2 separate regions of the Homo sapiens genome follow, and region 2 is linked to region 1. Evidence: chromatin loops called from intact Hi-C (ENCODE). Cell type or tissue: IMR-90. All regions are shown on one strand.

The links. Peaks named below come from ENCODE experiments on the same cell type or tissue, not always from the same donor. Only the 100,000 strongest peaks of a DNase experiment are listed, where the experiment ranks them.
Region 2: a loop joins it to region 1, with 4 times the contacts of the local background. A loop is called at or near these places in 2 of 110 quality-filtered maps.

What each region holds. Positions count from the first base shown.
Region 1 is chr14:52,453,144-52,461,143 of GRCh38, reverse strand. TXNDC16 (thioredoxin domain containing 16) reads left to right here. Exons shown (of 21, transcript NM_020784.3): 17 at 3,970-4,054; 18 at 5,682-5,820. Among named protein-coding and RNA genes, the nearest start is that of TXNDC16, 95 kb to the left of the region's middle. In IMR-90, no CTCF peak of the experiment used is centred here; DNase peaks (open chromatin) are centred at 2,263, 3,033 and 5,263; H3K27ac peaks cover 2,124 bases.
Region 2 is chr14:51,991,666-51,999,665 of GRCh38, reverse strand. It overlaps RTRAF (RNA transcription, translation and transport factor), which reads right to left. Exons shown (of 8, transcript NM_016039.3): 3 at 5,844-5,943; 4 at 1,086-1,172. Among named protein-coding and RNA genes, the nearest start is that of RTRAF, 6.1 kb to the right of the region's middle. In IMR-90, a CTCF peak has its summit at 3,332; a DNase peak (open chromatin) is centred at 3,325.

The DNA.
Region 1 (8,000 bases):
TATTTTTGGTGAGGAAAGTTATAAAGGCATAAAAATGTGAGAAAAAAAGAAGTTATTTAAAGATTGTTTCAAATTAAAAGAACTAAAAGATATAGATAAAACTAAATAAATTGTAGAAAGTTAGAAAACTTCAAAATTGTTATGAGATTACAAAGTTTATTTTAAAATCTTGTGTGATTAAAAGCTGACTGAAATGAGATTTGTATATAAGTTTTTATTAAAATCAGCTTTAGAATTGATAATACACTAATAAAAGAATACAAATTTAGTTTTCTCTTTTGCACATAAATTTCATGTAATACTAATAAGACACAATAAAACACTTTCATTCACGTTTTGAATAAACTCTCAAAAAAGGGAGAAAGAAGAGACATATTCTATAGACATATTCTGAGTCCTTTTTTAATCAACAAATAAAGGTCTTTGCTTTTTAAAACCTCTTAATTATCACTTTGGCTAAATAAATGATTTATTTTACAGTGACCTGTGATCTATTTTGATAAGTGTTTTAAACTTTTGACATATTTAATAGGCTTCCCAAAATCAAGTTCAAAATTAAGTCTTTTTGACCTCAAAGTAACTTTCAAATGTTACAGAGGGCCCCTGCAACATCCAAAAGAGAGATAATGAACAGGTTAATTTATTATGGAAAATTACATGAAAAACATTGTCAGAAGATAATGTTCAACCTTCTTTGACTTTCATACGATTTTTGAAATACTTTTTTTCTAGTTCTGTGAAAAATATCATTGGTAGTTTGATAGGAATAGCATTGAATCTATAGATTGCTTTGGGCAGTATGGCCATTTTAATGATATTGTTTTTTCCCATTCATGAGCTTGGGATGTTTTTCTATTTGTTTGTGTTTTCTCTGATTTCTTTGAACAGTGTTTTATAATTCTCCTTGCAGAGATCTAATTTTTGCATTTTTAGTAGAGATGGGGTTTAGCCGTGTTACCCAGGCTGGTCTCAAACTCCTGAGCTCACGTTATCCTCCCACCTCGGCCTCCCAAAGTGCTGAGATTACAGGAGTGAGCCACTGTGCCCAGCCTGGATGCTCTTTTTTTCTTTCTCTTGCCTGATTTCTCCAGCTAGGACTTCCAAGACTGCATTGGGTAAGAGTGGTGAAAGAGGGTGTCCTTGTCTTGTGCCAGTTTTCAAGGGGATTACTTCCAACGTTTGCCCATTCAGTATGATGTTGACTGTGGGTTTGTCATAGATGGCTCTTATTGAGGTGTGTTTCTTCAGTACCTAGTATATTGAGAGTTTTTAACATGAAGGGGTATTTTATTGAAGGCCTTTTCTACATCTACTGAGATAATCATGTGATTTTTGTCTTTAGTTCTGTTTATGAGATAAATCACATTTATTGATTTGCATATGTTGAACTAACCTTGCATCCCAGGGATGAAGCCTACTTGATTGTGGTAGATTAGCTTTTTGATGTGCTACTGGATTTAGTTTGCATACTTTGTTGAGGATTTTCAATGTTGATCAGGAATACTGGCCTGAAATTTTCTTCTTTTGTTGTGTCTCTGCCAGGTTATGGTATCAGGATGATGCTGGCTTCATAGAATGAGCTGGGGAGGAGTCCCGCCTCCTTAATTTTTGGGAATAGTTTCAATAGGAATGGTATCAGCTCTTCTTTGTATGTCTGGTAGAATTTGGCTGTGAATCCATCAGGTCCTGGGCTTTTTTTGGTTGGTAGGCTATTTATTACTGATTCAAGTTCAGAACTTGTTACTGGTCTGTTCAGGGAATCAATTTCTTCCTGGTTCAGTCTTGGTAGTGTGTATGTGTCCAGGAGTTTATCCATCTCTTTCAGGTTTTCTAGTTTGTATAATATAGGGGTTAGGAGTGCTTTTAGTTACTGGGGTTTTCTTGCTTCTCAGCTCTCCCTGCTGACAGAGCTAAAAAACAGATGTATGTATGTGTGTGTGTCTATAAAAATAATTATTCAATAAGATGTGATAGTAGAAAAAATAATATTGCTAAATAAATATGTTTATTTTATGCAATTAAAATATATTTATAGTAGCTGAAAAGCTTTTTGTGCATATTTTTATTCAGATAATTGAGTACTTTCTTGTATTTGAGGTTGCCATATATTTTGGCATATATACAGTTTTTACCAAGGAGGAGAATATGCCTGGTTTTGAATGTTCAGAGGAAAATATGTATTCTAGTTTAGTGGAAATGGATATGCATCTGAGATCTACAGTCATATATTTTCCCATCCTGTGAGTCACTTAGGATTTACAAACACATGGATTTACGAAGAGACTTTTTAAGAGACATATTCATAAGTAGAGAGTCTTTTGTATGAGGAAATTATATGGAAATAATGGTGTACTTTTCTATTGCTACTTACCTAAAATGAAAAGAAGCTGAAACAGATTCTGTTATGTCATTGCTTTAGATATAGTTTATCCATTGACTGGAATTTCACTCTGTTCACTCTTAGAAATGAAAGTACAGACACACAGTCCTTTCTAGTTTATAATCTCATGTGTCTTTTCTACTTTGATGTAGCATGGGCTAAAAAAATATTTTAATAAATTTTCTCTCTGTCTCTCGTCTCTCTTTTTATTTTTTTTGAGACAGAGTCTCGCTCTGTGGCCCAGGCTGGCATGATCTCAGCTCAGTGCAATCTCCTTCTCCCAAATTCAAGCGATTCTCATGCCTCAGCCTCCTGAGTAGCTGGGACTACAGGCACATGCCACCATGCCCAGCTAATTTTTGTATTTTAGTAGAGATGGGGTTTCACCATGTTGGCCAGGCTAATCTCAAACTCCTGTCCTCAAGTGATCCACCCACCTCGCCTCCCAAAGTGCTGGGATTACAGGCGTGAGCTACCGCACCTGGCCAGTTGTCTCATTAAATCTGTGATTGTAAATGAGCTCCCCATGCTGCCTACTGAGCTACTCTAGTAAGTTTGCTTTCCTACAGACAGTATTGCTCAATCTTAGGGAAAGTATGTACCCTTTTTAAAGAAAATAATCTTGTGGTTACCCAATGTTGACAATGTTGAATGCTTACATCATGAATGTAGTGCTGACTGCTGAGGTACAGATCTTTGGGTTCAGCATGCCTAGCCTAGTAGGTACTATGTGACTCATTCTTCCATGAGTGTTTTTCTGTTTGACTGCTGTGAATCTTTCATGTATGAATTGAATTATCATTTGGCCTTCACTTGGCAAGAATTTGACCTATAAGTCCACCTCTGTGCTTTTCTCATTAGTCTACAATGATTTAATTCAGACTTGCTTCTTGGTTATAGGATAGTCATTATTAACAAGATCCACAGTATGCTATTATTAATGAAAATGTATTCAGAAATTTGTAGAAATAGCTTGTATTTTGAATATGTGTATCCTAACAAATGAGAAAAGACAATACAAATTAATCAAAGTTCAAAACTAATGAAAACACATTAGAGAAAATGTAGGAATTGTTTTTTAAAAGACACAGAATCCCTTCTACTTGCACAACCCTAACACAGACACTGTTAGAGGGCTAGAATTTTCAGTCTGCTATTTTTTATGCATATAGATACTTTCAGATTTTATGGTTATAATGTGCATATCATTTCACATACCTACTTCTCTTTTCAGGCTACACATAAGACAGCTGTCTCCATTTACTCTGCCATAGGAGTAAATTAAAAGGCAAAAAGTATTTATTCAGTAATTATGATTAGAGTGCTATAAAGCTTATGAATTACATTTAGAGTACATTTGTTTTGGAAGCCATGTTGCATTATATCAATTGACATTTCTTTAGTAATCCCATGTCATAAAGAGAATACAGATTTATTTTGGAACCACTAAATTATATAAGACATCTGCACTTAAATATTTTTGTAATTAATTAATAATGAAATACTACCACCTATAAATCTCTTCATCAGTTGAATAGCATACATAATTATAAAGGTTTCAGATTTTTGTCTTCTCTATGTATTTATAGCAAAAGAAGATTTTAGTGAAGCAGGAAACTACCTAAAAGGATATGTTATCACTGGAATTTATTCTGAAGAAGATGTTTTGCTACTGTAAGTTTATTGCTCTTTTAATTTTAGGGAGGGAGAAATTATGCAAAATAATGTTATCTAATAATTGCTTATATTTACACAGCTGATGGAGGAAAATAAGGTAGCAATCTAAAGAAATTTTTTTTATTTCCTTCTAGGAAATAAAGTACCTGGGAAATACTTTAGATTCTTTAGCTATTCTTTTATTTTAGACCAAAGACCCCATGGGGCAGTCTTGGATTCGTACTTCACCATCCTCCTATAAAAATTTTCCTCTTTGGGTTCTATTACCTACAATGTGGTTCTTTGGAGTTATCATAGTTTGGGATAAATTTTTCTTTTTGAGCATCTGAGGTTTTATTTACCCCCTGGGTGGGTGAGTGGGTACGTGTGTGTATAAAAATCAGTGCTTTTTTAGCTTCTTAAATTACCTTATCTGTAGAAGGTGGGACTTCTATGGACTACCAAAATATTTTAGTTGCTATAGAATGAAGGACTGAACTGCAAATTTGGAGATTATTATTAATACATATCACATTCTCTATGGCCCATTTTCAGGTATAGGTGTACTTACTAAGCCCCAGTAGTTTGTCTTTCTTAGCTTCTGACTATAAATTCCTAATTGTGATTTCTAAGCTTAAATCTTTCATCTTGAACACTGGTGACATATGCTCTTGGTGATCAGGCTTTTGTTCTATTTGTGAAATCACTGATTTTCATAAAGTATATATTAAAGAAGGAAATATGAGGACTGTCCATCTGACAATGGGTAATCACCCATGATCTTCTACTCTGCTGTCATTGTGCGTCTAGCTGTGGTCCAAAGAGCTAGACCAGTAGTTTTCAGAGTGTGTTTTGTTTATAACCAACTGGTCAACTAAGAGGTTCCTTTAAGTGACCTGAAAACTGGCCTCTCAACTAATGCTTATGTTGTTATAATGTCTATACTTTGTTCTGGCATGAATTAAGTTATTATACATGACTACTTCACTAGTAATTTTACACAAAGCTTTCTTCTATTTAGATAATTTTCTTTTAGGTTTAGTTAGCGAAAGGGATTGTGGGAGGGTGGATTTGGGCTCTTGTTTCAGTGGAGAGAGTACAGACTATGTCAGGAACAGACTGTGTCAGGGACACCTCATTTGAAGTCTGTGTCTGCCATTTATCACTCTCTCAGTCCTATTTCTTAATCTGCAAAATGAGGTCATAATGGCCACTTTCATTCTGAAAGTTAAATAAAAACATAATTGAAATACCTAGTATAGTGCCTGGCAGATAGTAGGTTTCTCATAAATGCCCATTTTCTTACTCAGCATTGTGGTGAGCAAGTCCAGAAAGGTCGAGAACCATTCACTGTGTTCCAAATCTGATTTATTTTCTTGTTGAGTAAGTTGTATAGAAAAAAATATGGCTAGATTACTGCCTTGTTGCTTTTTAAAAATCTAGTTTGTTATAGATCATTACCTGTTTCTTTCTTTTAATGTAGGTTGTCATAGAAGATAAGTTTGCCTGGAAATGGAGTTCATTTTTTTCCTTAGCAGTAGGAATTCCCATTTGCTGCCTCACACTGTGACCTCCTAGCCTAGATTTTCATGTTTTTGACATGCTAGATTTTGATCGTGAATTTTAATACTGCCTTTCTCCATAGGTCAACCAAATATGCTGCAAGTCTTCCAGCCCTGCTGCTTGCCAGACACACAGAAGGCAAAATAGAGAGCATCCCACTAGCTAGCACACATGCACAAGACATAGTTCAAATAATAACAGATGCACTACTGGAAATGTTTGTGAGTATGTTTTATAATAAGGGTGATACTTGAAATAAAATCTAGATCAGTCAAAGGTAGTATATGTTCATACACATTTTTCCATTTTTTGCTGGTACAGGGCAGGGTGATTTGTGAGCTGAGGATTTACTGGATTGTTCTGTTTTATTGTTCAGTCATTATGCATACAGCATTTTGAGTCCACTGCTAAAAGTTTACATCTTGCTGAGACTAGTGTGGCCGAAGTTCAGTTCACGTGCTTAATCCAGGGTGAAACTTGTTATAAAGCATGTCCATTCTGGAAGGTCAGCCTGCCCAGCTTCAAATCATTGGTTGATTTCTTACTGACATAGGTTAACTTCTCTGTTCTTCGGTTTCTGCATGCATAAAATGTAGCTCATAGTAGCATCTGCTGCAGACAGTTATTGTGAGGACTGAATGAGACATGATTTGATAGTGCTTTGTGTATATTATTTAGTCCATGGTAAGCATCCAACAAATGTTAGTTACTATTCTTATTACTTATATGGGTTTTTTTGTTTTGTTTTTGAGATGGGTCTCACTCTGTTGCTGTGATCTCAGCTCTCTGCAACCTCCGCCTCCCGGGTTCAAGCAATTCTCCTGCCTCAGCCTCCCAAGTAGCTGGGATTACAGGCGCTCACTACTACACCTGGCTTTTTTTTTTTTTTTTTTTTGTATTTTTAGTAGACACAAGGTTTCACCATGTTGGCCAGGCTGGTCTCGAACTCCTGACCTCAAGTGATCCGCCTGCCTCGGCCTCCCAAAGTACTGGGATTACAGGCATAAGCCACCGTGCCCAGCCTGGTTTAAAAAAAGTTTTTAATTTCTAATTTTTCTGGGTACATAGTAGATGAATATATTTATGGGTTACATGAGCTTTTGTTTTTTTTTTTTTTTTAGACAGAGTTTCACTTCCGTCACCCAGGCTGTAGTGCAATGATGTGATCTCGGCTCACTGCAACCTCCGCCTGCCGGTCTCAAGTGATTCTCTTGCTTCAGCTTCCCAAGTAGCCAGGACTACAGGCATGTGCCACCACATCGGATAATTTTGGTATTTTTTTGTAGAGACAGGGTTTCACCATGTTGCCCAGGCTGGTCTCGAACTCCTGAGCTCAAGTGATCCTCCTGCCTTGGCCTCCCAAAGTGCTGAGATTACAGCATGAGCCACTGCACCTGGCCACATGAGGTATTTTGATACAAACATGCAATGCATAGTAGTCACATCAGAGTAAATAGGGTATCCATTACCTCAAGTGTTTACCCTTTGTGTTTCAAACAATCCAATTTACTCATTTAGTTATTTTTAAATGAACAATTAAATTATTTTTTACTATATCACCCTGTTATACTGGCAAATACTAGGTCTTCTTTATTCTTTCAAACTAGTTTTTGTACCCATTAACCATCCCTACTTCCCCCCTCCCCACCATTTCCAGTTAAAAAGGCTTTTTTTATCCAAAAGATAGGCAGTAGCAAATGCTGGTGAGGATGTGGAGAAAAGAGACCTCTTGTACACTCTTGGTGGGAATGTAAATTAGTACAACCAGAGGCTGTACTGGGTTTTGTATATGGTGAAAGATAGCAGTCTAGTTTCATTCAGCATATGGATATCCAGTTTTTTCAATAGTCCTCTTCCACTACCCTTCCCAGCTTCTGGTAACCATCCTTTTCTCTATCTCCATGAGTTCAATTGTTTTAAGTTTTAGCTCCCACAGATAAGTGAGAACATGTGCTTTTTGTCTTTCTGTGCCTGGCTTATCTAATTTAACATCATGACCTCCAGTTCCATTCATGTTGTTAAAAATGACAGAATCTCATTCTTTTTTTTATGACGGAATAGTATTTCATTGTGTGTATGTACCATATTTTCTTTATTCATTCATCTGTTGATGGACCCTGAGGTTGCTTCCAAATCTTGGCTGTTATGAATAGTGCTACAATAAATCTGCGAGTGCAGATATCTCTTTGGTATACTGATATTCTTTTGGGAATGTACTCAGGAGTCACATTGCTGAATGGTAAGATATGTCTATTTTTAGTTTTTTGAGGAGCCTCCAAACTGTTCTCCATAGTGGTTGCACTAATTTACATTCCCACTGAGAGTATACGAGGGGTCCCTTTTCTCCACATCCTCACCAGCATTTGTTATTGCCTTTTGGATAAAAGCCATTTTAACTGGA
Region 2 (8,000 bases), 460 kb after region 1:
ACGTATAATTACAAACATATTTGTGAACATACAAAAACATTTTTAACTTTTCGGTAGCAACAAATCTCTTAGTTTTTAAAACTGCTACTCACAAGAGAAAAAAGAAAGCCCTGTAGACTATCAACAATTAAATAAATTGGTAAGATAAAATGGTTTTCCTATTACTGTATGAGACGGTCCCCAACTTAGGATGGTTAGACTTGTAATTTTTTGACCTTACAATGAGTTCAGTGGGATGTAACCCTAGTGCAAGATGAGGAAAATCTGAACTTACAGTGGTTCCAACTACAATTTTTCAGCTTTACAATGGGTCTTCCGGGGTATTAAATGCATTTTTGACTTATGATATTTTCGACTTTGGGACATGATCTCATCCTAAGTCAAGGAGTATCTGTATTTCATCAGCCAAACTGAATAATCCAATAAATGACTAATTTAACTCACATTATATTTGTCCTGTAACTTTTTCTGCAAGGCTAAATTATACAGCACTTTTAATTAACATTTCTTCCCAAGGCCATTAATTTTAGTACATAGATCCCCTCCATGGATAGTTTTCCCAAAACCTTCTCTCTAAGCAGCAGCTCTGGAGTGTCCAAGAGGCTCACTCATTCAAAAGGGTTAACTCCTAAATTATAGGTCACAATGAATTAGCCAGTGAACAAATATTTTACACATCATAATTTAGGTAATTAGATTCTTCATATTTTTAAAAAGGGAAATTACTAAAAGATATCCAGGACTTAAAATAATGGAAAATTTTACCACTTGTCTGATAGAGTCATTGGATTAAAAGAAATTTACACATTCAAAAAGGCAAACAATGACCCCCATGATTAAATACAAATCAAAACTCCAAATTACTAGAAGCAAATCAAATCAACATTCAGATATTCAAATGCAAGGGGAAGGAGAAAGCACATCATAAAAACATTATAGAGAATAAAATGTTAACATAAATGCTGTCTGCATGGATCCTTCTAAATTTACTAAAACCAAGTAAACCTGGACTTCATTCTTCAAAGAAAAAAACATTTAAAAAACCAAAAATGTTGATGTTCAATGTTATGCATTTATATACTCACCATCCAAATTGATCAATGGTTCTGCATTTTTAGTTGCATTGTCAGCAGTTTTTGAATTATCAGGTACTAAATCCTTGTATTTTTCAGCTATAAAAACAGGCAAAAATATAATTTGTACAACTGCAACTCAAGGTAAAATGACTACTGCTATTTACCAAATTTAACTGAGCCAAAATGATTACAGGTTGAGTTTCCCTTACTGGAAATGCCAATAATTTCCAATTTTAAATTTTTTCAGACTTCGGATTATCTGCATATATAAAATGGGATATTTTGGGGATGGGACTGAAGTCTAAACACAAAATTCATTTTTATGTTCAATGTACAACTTATACACATAGCCTGAAGGTAATTTCATATAATATTTTTAATAATTTTGTGCATGAAATAAAGTTTGTGTTAAGTGCTTATGTGTGGAAATTTCTACTTGTGTCCTCATGTCAGTGCTCAAAAAGTTTTGGATTTTGGAGCATTTAGGATTTCAGATTCTCGGATTAGGGATGCTTAACCTGTATAAGCATAAAACAATTCATTCAATCAAGCTTAATTTTTGCTATAGAAAATGTAAAAAGACAATGTAACTATCTTTTTGATTAAGCTAAAGCAATTACTGGACTATGTGACACAAATATCTTTTCATTAACATTTCTAAAGGCAATCATTTCAAACATGTAAATTTTAGGAAGGTAAAAATCTGCTTTTACAGCTTCCTCTGAAATCTGGGGTAGAAGAATGGGAGGAGGGTTAAGTATAGGTTACGTAAGATTAAATACAAACTCATTAAAAAGTACGCTTCCCCCCATCTTCTTTTGAATGCTGTACATAAAATCCAAAAACCTTGCTTTCCCCAAAAAAATCAATACATCAAATACACCATCATATACAAACCTCAAACTTATTTCATGGAAACTTGAAATTCAGAATTCCAAAGGTAGATTTTATTATTTTCATTTGAAAAACAATACTTCAAAGGAATTCAAAAATAAAAACACTTATTAATAATTCACTAAACTTAATGTTCAAAATGGCATCTTAGGCTATACAGTGCTTATGGGATCTGTTAATGAAACGAGGAAAAAATAAAAGCATAAAATTTAAGTCAGAGTTAAAAAGGCTTCCACTGGCCAAATCTGGAACAGTATCAACAGCAAAATACGTGATGACAGAAAGGATTATAATCCATTGAATAAAATAAAAATCCATGTATCTATACTGATTTAAACAAGTAAATTAGAGATGGGAAAACTTACAAGAGAAAGCCAACAAATAAATGTAGAAAAAATGATGAAATTAGAGAACACCTTTTGTCGATTAACATAATAAATGACTGAGGCAAGAATCATCATATGGTTGCTAAAACTAGTGGGGGAAACTTGAGGCGCAAAAACATAATTGATACAGTCTCAAAGTACCTCCCCACAAGATATATTTATTACAAAGAGGAAAATAGTAACTTTACAGTGGAGAAACCATAACCTAGTGATCAAAGTAACATAACTAGTAATGGGACATATCGCTATCACGTATCTCCTAATATGATGCACTAAAAAGAACACATCACTTCTGTGTTACTCCTAACAAAAGTATAAACCCCAAATCTAATCATGAGGAAACATCATATAAATCCAAATTGAGGGACACTCTACAAAATAAATGTCAGGGTCATGAAGCACAAATAAAGACAGGAACTGTTCCAGATTTTAAGATACTAAGACAGATGTAACAACTAATGCGGTGCATAATCCAGGATTGCTCTGGGTTATTTTTTTCTTTCGAGAGAAGTGGGGGGTTTGGTAAAATGTGAATAAATAATAGTATATCAAAGATAACTTCCTGATTTTGATCACTGTACTGTGGTTATATAAGACAAAGTTGTTTTTAGGAAATGCACTTTAAAGTGTTTAAGAGTAAAAAGGAATCATCTATAATTTACTATCAAATGGTTTGGAAAAAAATGGTGTGTGCCTCTGTGTAGAGAGAAGGATGAAGCAAATGAGGTAACACGCTACATTTGTAGACTTGAGGTATATGAAAATCTTTGTACTATTTTGTAATTTTTCTATACATCTGAAATTATACATTTAAAAAATTTCAGTTATTGATCATGTTGACAAGCTACCAAAAGGCTTCAAAAAATAGTAGAGCGCAAATAATAAAAACTCACAATGGTTTCAGCAAATTTTAAAATAAGTAACTTAAAAGTCAAGGAGGCAACATATCAATGTAAAACCACAAAAGAACATCAGCGCCTCCTACCGATTAGAGACAGTATTATTTGACCAATTTTCAAGTCTGTTTTTGCAATTCTGAATTTTAATAAACAAAACTTGTTTTCTAGCTTAGACTTTTAATATACTTTTGATACCATTCACCTTCAAGTATATGTTGACTTCCTTTTTCAATATTGAAAAATTTACATTCCACACACAAGCTTCTTTTATTCACTAAAAGAACATGCTATTACTGAGAAATACATGTACTTACTAAAGTCAACTGCAGGTATACATGACCATATGCATCTACCATTGAAGGTTAACGGGTTATAAAAATGGAACAAATAGAATAAAACAAATAAACTGAGATGTAAGAATTTGGGAATAAATGAAAAACAGTTTTGATAAGCTACAAATTGGCTCATATACAATTCCTACCAATCCAGAGCAGGGTAGATAAAAAGACCTTGTTAAAGGCCCTAAAATCAATACTACACTAAAGCCATAAGGCTTATGAATACATGTATTTTCTAAAGAAAGAAAAGTTTTTTTTTTTTAAATTAAATGGAAAAGTAAACGAAGTCTCAAATTGAGCTTTCCTTAAGATTTTTGCCATAAGGCTTCTGAAATTTAAGTCTGAGGCATCAGCAAAAAATTGGCTGATGCTCCAAATCAGTGTATGTAAACACTCACATATACTGCATTCGCCACACATTACTGAAATTGATAAGCACCTGTTGTGTGCAAGAAACTATGTCAGGTACTGTGACAGACACAATATTGACCTGTACCCCCCAAGATGTCCATGTCCTGATCCCTGGAACCTGTGTATGTGTTACCTTACATGGCAAGATTTGCAAATATGATAAAATTAAGGATCTTGAGATAGGGGATTATCCTGGATTATCCAGGTGGGCTCAGGAGGATCAGAGCCAGAGACAAAGTTATGACAATGGAAGCAGAATCAGATAAGAGACTGGAAAATGCTATGCTGCTAGACTTGAAGAAGGAAGAAGGGGCCAGAGTCAAGGAATTCAGGCAGCCTCTAGAAGTTAAAAAAGGAAAGAAACAGATTCCCCCGAGAGCCTCCAAAAGGAACCTGCCTTGCTGACAACTTGACATGAACCCAGTGAGGCTAATGTTGGCCTTCTCATTCTAAAATAATAAATTGTGTTTTCAGTCACTGAGTTTGTAGTAATTTGTTACAGCATCAATTGGAAGCTAAGAGAGGTACCATGTAGGAATCAAAGCTGAGTATCAGTTTACAAATTACTGGGACGAATAAGACATAGAAGCAAAATGGAAAGTGGTTAATGACTTAAAATGTATAGGGTTAAAAGCTATGGAAGTTCAGAGGGAAATTATACTGCTGCTAAGACATAAGACAGCATATGAGATGGATCTTAAAAAGATGGGTAGGATTTAGATGTGTAGATAGAATGAAATGGTATATTAGCCAAGGGAAAAGTGTGAACAAAGAAACAGAGGGGGAAATGGGATATAAACAGGAAGCACTATTATTCTAATTTAGCTGGGATGTCAAGATGTGAATACAGGTTGGATATCAGTCATCATTAACTACCATGCTAAGGAGCTTAAAATTCTTTTTATAGAAAATGGGAAATTAGTGTTTATGGATATGTATGTTTATTAATATGAATATGTAACTGGAACTGTTCTTTGGAAACAAGGAGTAAGTGGCATCCTAAAATAGATTAACGTTTCAGAAAGTTAGCTTGGTTGGCCATGCAGTTAAGAACAGAAGGTGACACTAATGGGAGATATTATAATACTCCTGGCAGAAAGTGACAAGAGCCTGAATTAGGATTATGCCAATGGGAATGAAGATACAACAAACATGAGAAAAAGTCAGTGTAGGTGGGATGAAGGGAAAGGGATAAGCCAAGATATAAAAAGGCTTCCAAAGTAAATAATTAAGAAGACTGTAACTAACCGAAAAACACAAAATGCAGGGGATGCAGATAAGATAATCAAATCTTGCATTTAGATGTTGGCAGGCCTTTCAAAATGAAATGGTCTAATAAGAGAAAACACCCGTTTAAAGAAAAATTGTTTTTACTATAGGTACTAACATTCAGAAGCTTCCAACCATAGAAGTATCTGTGCTAAGACAGTAAACATAAGTAATATATTCTGGCCTATAGAGTATTAATGTATATTGGCATTAGACATGTTTCAGTCTTTTGAGAAATTACCTACTGCAACAACACTTCAAAGTCCCATCAATTCTGGGACACTAAAAACAATTTAATTTGAAAGGCTAAGGTGCAGACCATATTATCAAAGTAGTGTTACTCTGTGAGAAGACAGTCAATTAGCCTTCTCCAGAGGGCACCATTTCCAAATTCTAACAGAAATATATAAACACCAATGAAAGACAATAAAAGTGCTTTTAACTTGTGATAAGAATAAACCAAAGGTAAAATAGTACTAGACAAAACAAACTGCAAAGTTCCCTACATTTTCACACTCCCTTTCCCATCTTTCCTCTCTCTTTAAAATACACATTCCCCACAAAACGTACCATTATCTCCATATTCAAGTCTAACAGCTAAACCAAGAAGCCAGTCAATAGCTTCTTGTCGATCTTGAATCTTGAAAGGACAGTTAACATCTCTGAGATACTGTGAGGGGGAAGAAAAGAAAACCACCAGTTTCATTATTACCATAAAGTCACAGAAAAAAGAATGGGAGAGTTGAAAGAGACCTTAGTTTGGATCTCTAACAATTTTTTAATAACATTACTACACTTTTGATGCAATTATATAACCCAACAGAAGGGAACATTTAAGTGTATCATCTTAAGAAAAAAAATAGAATACGACAACTTCCTCATTTTATAGATGAGAAAGCTGAGGCCTAGAGATTGACACTTGCCAAGGGTTACACAACTTACACCTGGGACTAGAATCTAAGCTTTCTGATTCCTAGTCTCAATACACATAGAGCAATTAACTAAAAAGAATAACTTTAAAAAGGATATACAATAAATCATTATCTATCTAAACCTTAACTTTCATATTATGGAAATGCCACTGAAAAGAGTAGCCATGTAACATACATGTAGGGTGTAACCAAGTAATTTAAATAAATGTCAGAAGCTGTATATTCAAATAAATGTTGCATATAATAGTATTATATGTAACATTAATTATATGTAATATAAGATTATAATAAAATCAACTTGAAGGATAATAACTGTTTAGGTTCTGATATGTTGAAATTATTCTTACTGTCATTCCAGGTGTTTCACATCAGAAATACGTGTGTGTATATGTACATATATACACACACATACATACATATTTCTTTTTTTTGAGACAGAGTCTTGTTCTGTTGCCCAGGCTGGAGTGCAATGGCACAATCTTGGCTCACTGCAACCTCCGCCTCCTGAGTTCAAATGATTCTCCTGGCTCAGCCCCCTGGGCAGCTGAGATTACACACATGCGCCACCACACCTGGCTAATTTTGTGTTTTTAGTAGAGACGGGGTTTCGCCACGTTGGCCCGGCTGGTCTCGAACCCCTGACCTCAGGTGATCCACCCATCTTGGCTTCCCAAACTGCTTGGATTATAGGCATGAGCCACCGTGCCCAGCCTAGACAATTTTTTATATTCTCCAGATACCTTTCTACATGCAGAATTCTGTACTGTCTTGTACACATGAATAGACCATAAAATGTAATATAAACAAACATAAAATCCTAAAAATATATTTCAAAGTTTTAAGAAGTCCACTGAAAATTTTAAAAATATTTTCTAAGAGCAAAGGAAAAGAATACAGTAGTATTAATAGTAGTAGTATAGAGGCATTGGCAGTAATAAGCTTATCACACTTGCTATGCGCCAGGGACTTCTGTGAACAATTACTCATTAAAAACAAAGCCACACTTATGAGATAGGTATCATTGTTACCCTCACTTATTGATGAAAAAATTGAGACACGGAAAGGTTAATAACAATGATGTAATTTATACAATCCCTAATTTATAAAATCACTGATTCTAGGGAGAAAGTGCCTAATCACACTGCTCTCGCAAATGAAAAACTTAGCCTTTTTCAAGAAAAATATCTCACTCATCAAATATAACTGATGAAAATGTTTAATGTAAGAAATGACACTAAAAGCATTTTTATTCTAATCTGAGAATTCTTTTTTATGCAAAAGTGTTACTAAAACTAAATCAATGGGAAAATGATTCAAGGCACAAAAATATGATATACCAGAGATCATTTAAGGACTATTTCCCTAGCATACAACAAGGGATATCTGTTTACATTAAATATAAGCATAAACACGACAGTCTTGGTTTTCAAGCATCTCAATAATGTCTTTTTTTGAGACAAGGTGTCACTCTGTCGCCCAGGCTGGAGAACCTCAGCCTCCCAATTAGCTGACACTACAGACACAGGCCAGCACACCCAGATAACTTTCTATTTTCTTGTAGAGACAGGGTTTCATCATGTTGCCCAGGCTGCTGTCAGAACTCCTGAGCTCAAATGATCTGCCACCTCAGCCTCCCAAAGTGCTGGCATTATAGGTGTTAGCCATCACACCTAGCCAATGTCTTCTTTTAATATAAGAAATAGTACTGTGTTTAACAAAAATTCTGATTTGGGCCATAAAGGGAAAGCGAAATATTTACATCATTATTTATTTAAGAAACTTCATGTTTCTAGAG